Linked DNA regions of Mus musculus: region 2 is linked to region 1. The links are chromatin loops, found by intact Hi-C in ENCODE. Cell type or tissue: heart. All regions are shown on one strand. Links, peaks and the distances in the headings refer to the core of each region. The heading gives the core; the rest is flanking DNA.

Evidence for each region. A loop is a pair of places that touch in the nucleus more often than their neighbours do. Peaks named below come from ENCODE experiments on the same cell type or tissue, not always from the same donor. Only the 100,000 strongest peaks of a DNase experiment are listed, where the experiment ranks them.
Region 2: it touches region 1 in a loop (4-fold over the local background); 25 of 42 quality-filtered maps call a loop at or near these places.

Annotation. Positions count from the first base shown.
Region 1 is chr11:101,812,162-101,814,966 of GRCm38, reverse strand. No RefSeq gene overlaps it. Among named protein-coding and RNA genes, the nearest start is that of Gm39392, 28 kb to the right of the region's middle. In heart, for the core only: a CTCF peak has its summit at 1,517 (motif pointing left); a DNase peak (open chromatin) is centred at 1,526; H3K4me3 peaks cover 351 bases; H3K27ac peaks cover 512 bases.
Region 2 is chr11:101,967,646-101,970,450 of GRCm38, reverse strand. No RefSeq gene overlaps it. Among named protein-coding and RNA genes, the nearest start is that of Sost, 2.0 kb to the right of the region's middle. In heart, for the core only: a CTCF peak has its summit at 1,419 (motif pointing right); DNase peaks (open chromatin) are centred at 1,370 and 1,940; H3K4me3 peaks cover 582 bases; H3K27ac peaks cover 498 bases; H3K27me3 peaks cover 736 bases.

The DNA.
Region 1 (2,805 bases), core at 268-2,767:
CTTCTCGCCTTCCAGGCTCCCTCTTGCAGTCTCTGATTCTTCACCCCTCTCCTCTCCTCCCTCCTGCCCGCTCCGCATCCCGTTTTCTCTCTCCAGCTCCCTGCCCCCCTTCTTCCTGTCTCGTATTTTCCTGCCCAGGAATCAGACCCCAGACAGTACCTAGGAAGTCTGCGGCCTTGCCTAATAGAACCGTAATAGTCCTCGGGGAGGCGTGATAATGACATCCTCCTTAAATAAAAGGACTTAATGGAGATTTCCCAAATTTGAAAACCACATTTCCACTAGCAACCTACTCAGTGAGTGCTCTGGAAAGGAACTCATGGGGAGCTGCTGTAGGGGGGAGCGGGTGAGGAGGCTCGGAGTCTGCGCAGAGCTTGCTGTTCCGCACTACTCTCCCGTGCAGGACAAAGGACCCTTCAGAGGTTACAAACCACGGAGGTGGGTCACATCAGTCTTCTCCTACCCAACCCCACCAGCTCCCAAAGAGCAAAACGCTCAGACTCAGCAAATACTGTGTAACCCAAGGTGAAGTGCTTCCCTCTAGATCCCAGTGGTCCCCGCTGAACTAGGTATAATCGCCTACACATTATGACCCTGTTGGGATTAAAAGTTAGGGCGCCAAGCTGCACGCAGAGCCTTCTTTTTTAAATTACATTTTAATTTATTCTGTGGATGGAGGGCGCATATCCCAATGAAGTTGAAGAGGTCACAGGACAGCTTGCGGAAGCCAATTCTCTGCTTCCATTATGTGGGTCCCTGGGATCAAACTCGGGTGTCAGGCTTGGCAGCAAGCACCCTTACCGAATGAGCCCAAGAACAGGCCCAAGAACCTTCTACACAAGTACTGTGTGATAGAGGCCCTTGTCATCCATCCTACAAAAGAATAGCAGACTCTTGTCTTAAAACACCAGCCTGAAGTAGTAGCTCACATGTTCCACAAGCACTATGAAGCCTGAGGCAGGAGGATTGCTGTGAATTTGAGGCCACCTGGTCTATACAGTGAATTCCAGTCTAAATAGTGAAAGCCCGTCCCATAAAAAGCAGGAAAAGAAAGGGCTGGGGGCATAGCTCAGTTGGCAGAGTGCTTACTAGCCTGAAGGAAGCCCTGGCTTTGTACCCCAGCACTGCGAAAGCATAGCAGTGCTTTCCTGTAATTCTCAAATTTGGAGGTGGAGGCCGGAGGATGCATGAGACACAGGGGGGAGAGAGAGACTGAGAGACAGAGAGACAGAGAGACAGAGAGACAGAGAGACAGAGAGACAGAGCTGATATGGAAACCGTTCCTTGAGTGCCTGAGGTTAGGGATGTTAAGGTAGAGAGCTCTGCTATCAACACGCTGTGATCTTGGGCAGAGATCTTCCCCATCTCTGGCTGCCCATCTTCTGAGGTGAAGACACGTGGGATTAGATGGTCTATTAAGGTATCTCCATTCTAAATAAAAGTTGAAACTGGAATAAAACTCTTCCTATTCCGGCCTGGCAGCTGCTAGAGAAGCAGTGTGCTTGCCAACACTGCCACCTGGTGGCGGCAACACTCCACTACAGGGGAGACTTCTGGGTCGAGTGGGCGTTCACTTCTCCTCCACCAGCTAAGTGACTCTAGGTTTTTATTGTTGTTAATTACATTATTAAATTTTTATCTTATCTTAATTATATATGTTTGCGTGTGGGTATGTGCACATACATGCAGGTGCCTGTAGAGGCTAGAGCCATCAGATGCCCTGGAGCTGGAGACGGGTAGCTATGAGCCTCCCAGTGGGAAGGAGAGAGACGGCCTAGGAATTCTATCCAAATCCTGTAGGCAGAGTCTAAAAACTGCTCTGCAAGAGTAGTATACACCCATCACTGAGCCATCTCTGCAGCCCTGTTTTTGCTTTCTTTTGGTTTTGTTTTAAACCGCTCTCTGACTGGTGTTGTAGCTCAGTGGAAGAGTGGGGACCTCGGTATGTTTGAGGCTCTGGACCCTGGATTCAACACCACCACTTCCCAAAGAAAGTGTTAACAGTTTACAGCACAGGGTGTCTATTTTTGCAAATAAAATATTATATCTTGGGCTGGTGAGATGACTCAGTGAGTAAAGGCACTTAGAGCTGAGCATGCATGAAGAACCTAAGTTCTGGCTGAGGAAGCTACGTGGTAGGAGAGAGCCGACTCTCACAAGCTGTCTTCTGACCTCCGCATGAATGCTATGACACATGCATCCAAACCCACACCCACTTTCACACACATACACAAATAAACCAACAAGCAAATGTGATTCTAAAAATCCTATCCCCCTTTTGTGGTGCCCATGTGCCCATGTGTATAGAGGCCAGAGGTCAACGTCCTGTGTCTTTCCCCAGTGTCCACCTTGGCTTTTTTGAGACAGGGTCCCTCACTGAACTTGGAGCTCACTGACTGGGCTGCGCTGGCTGGCAGGGATCCTTCCTCCCTCCTCCCCGTCCCCGCTGCTGGGGTTACAGGTGTGCCTTAGTTAGGGTTTTATTGACGTCTATGAAGAGACACCATGTCTAAGCCAAGTCTTATAAAGGACACCATTTAATTGGAGCCGGCTTACAGGTTCAGAGGTTCAGTCCATTATCATCAAGGCAGGAGCATGGCAGCATCCAGGCAGGCATGGTGCAGGAGGAGCTGAGAGTTTCACGTCTTCATCTGAAGGCTGCTAGCAGAAGACTGGCTTCCAGGCAGCTAGGGTGAGGATCTTAAGCCCACACCCACAGTGCCACACCTATTCCAACAGGGCCACACCTTCTAATAGTGCCACTTATACAAACCGTGACAAGGTACAAACAGCCGCTGCAGCCAG
Region 2 (2,805 bases), core at 229-2,728, 160 kb before region 1:
AAGGCCCCAGGTATTGGCTGCATTGGCTGCATTTGCGTAACATTTTTTTAAATTGAAAAGAAAAAGATGTAAATCAAGGTTAGATGAGTGGTTGCTGTGAGCTGAGAGCTGGGGTGAGTGAGACATGTGGACAACTCCATCAAAAAGCGACAGAAAGAACGGGCTGTGGTGACAGCTACCTCTAATCTCCACCTCCGGGAGGTGATCAAGGTTAGCCCTCAGCTAGCCTGTGGTGCATGAGACCCTGTTTCAAAAACTTTAATAAAGAAATAATGAAAAAAGACATCAGGGCAGATCCTTGGGGCCAAAGGCGGACAGGCGAGTCTCGTGGTAAGGTCGTGTAGAAGCGGATGCATGAGCACGTGCCGCAGGCATCATGAGAGAGCCCTAGGTAAGTAAGGATGGATGTGAGTGTGTCGGCGTCGGCGCACTGCACGTCCTGGCTGTGGTGCTGGACTGGCATCTTTGGTGAGCTGTGGAGGGGAAATGGGTAGGGAGATCATAAAATCCCTCCGAATTATTTCAAGAACTGTCTATTACAATTATCTCAAAATATTAAAAAAAAAGAAGAATTAAAAAACAAAAAACCTATCCAGGTGTGGTGGTGTGCACCTATAGCCACGGGCACTTGGAAAGCTGGAGCAAGAGGATGGCGAGTTTGAAGGTATCTGGGGCTGTACAGCAAGACCGTCGTCCCCAAACCAAACCAAACAGCAAACCCATTATGTCACACAAGAGTGTTTATAGTGAGCGGCCTCGCTGAGAGCATGGGGTGGGGGTGGGGGTGGGGGACAGAAATATCTAAACTGCAGTCAATAGGGATCCACTGAGACCCTGGGGCTTGACTGCAGCTTAACCTTGGGAAATGATAAGGGTTTTGTGTTGAGTAAAAGCATCGATTACTGACTTAACCTCAAATGAAGAAAAAGAAAAAAAGAAAACAACAAAAGCCAAACCAAGGGGCTGGTGAGATGGCTCAGTGGGTAAGAGCACCCGACTGCTCTTCCGAAGGTCCAGAGTTCAAATCCCAGCAACCACATGGTGGCTCACAACCATCTGTAACGAGATATGATGCCCTCTTCTGGTGTGTCTGAAGACAGCTACAGTGTACTTACATATAATAAATAAATCTTAAAAAAAAAAAAAAAAAAAAAAGCCAAACCGAGCAAACCAGGCCCCCAAACAGAAGGCAGGCACGACGGCAGGCACCACGAGCCATCCTGTGAAAAGGCAGGGCTACCCATGGGCCGAGGAGGGTCCAGAGAGATAGGCTGGTAAGCTCAGTTTCTCTGTATACCCTTTTTCTTGTTGACACTACTTCAATTACAGATAAAATAACAAATAAACAAAATCTAGAGCCTGGCCACTCTCTGCTCGCTTGATTTTTCCTGTTACGTCCAGCAGGTGGCGGAAGTGTTCCAAGGACAGATCGCATCATTAAGGTGGCCAGCATAATCTCCCATCAGCAGGTGGTGCTGTGAGAACCATTATGGTGCTCACAGAATCCCGGGCCCAGGAGCTGCCCTCTCCCAAGTCTGGAGCAATAGGAAAGCTTTCTGGCCCAGACAGGGTTAACAGTCCACATTCCAGAGCAGGGGAAAAGGAGACTGGAGGTCACAGACAAAAGGGCCAGCTTCTAACAACTTCACAGCTCTGGTAGGAGAGATAGATCACCCCCAACAATGGCCACAGCTGGTTTTGTCTGCCCCGAAGGAAACTGACTTAGGAAGCAGGTATCAGAGTCCCCTTCCTGAGGGGACTTCTGTCTGCCTTGTAAAGCTGTCAGAGCAGCTGCATTGATGTGTGGGTGACAGAAGATGAAAAGGAGGACCCAGGCAGATCGCCACAGATGGACCGGCCACTTACAAGTCGAGGCAGGTGGCAGAGCCTTGCAGAAGCTCTGCAGGTGGACGACACTGATTCATTACCCAGTTAGCATACCACAGCGGGCTAGGCGGACCACAGCCTCCTTCCCAGTCTTCCTCCAGGGCTGGGGAGTCCTCCAACCTTCTGTCTCAGTGCAGCTTCCGCCAGCCCCTCCTCCTTTTGCACCTCAGGTGTGAACCCTCCCTCCTCTCCTTCTCCCTGTGGCATGGCCCTCCTGCTACTGCAGGCTGAGCATTGGATTTCTTTGTGCTTAGATAGACCTGAGATGGCTTTCTGATTTATATATATATATCCATCCCTTGGATCTTACATCTAGGACCCAGAGCTGTTTGTGATACCATAAGAGGCTGGGGAGATGATATGGTAAGAGTGCTTGCTGTACAAGCATGAAGACATGAGTTCGAATCCCCAGCAACCATGTGGAAAAATAACCTTCTAACCTCAGAGTTGAGGGGAAAGGCAGGTGGATTCTGGGGGCTTACTGGCCAGCTAGCCAGCCTAACCTAAATGTCTCAGTCAGAGATCCTGTCTCAGGGAATAACTTGGGAGAATGACTGAGAAAGACACCTCCTCAGGTCTCCCATGCACCCACACAGACACACGGGGGGGGGGGTAATGTAATAAGCTAAGAAATAATGAGGGAAATGATTTTTTGCTAAGAAATGAAATTCTGTGTTGGCCGCAAGAAGCCTGGCCAGGGAAGGAACTGCCTTTGGCACACCAGCCTATAAGTCACCATGAGTTCCCTGGCTAAGAATCACATGTAATGGAGCCCAGGTCCCTCTTGCCTGGTGGTTGCCTCTCCCACTGGTTTTGAAGAGAAATTCAAGAGAGATCTCCTTGGTCAGAATTGTAGGTGCTGAGCAATGTGGAGCTGGGGTCAATGGGATTCCTTTAAAGGCATCCTTCCCAGGGCTG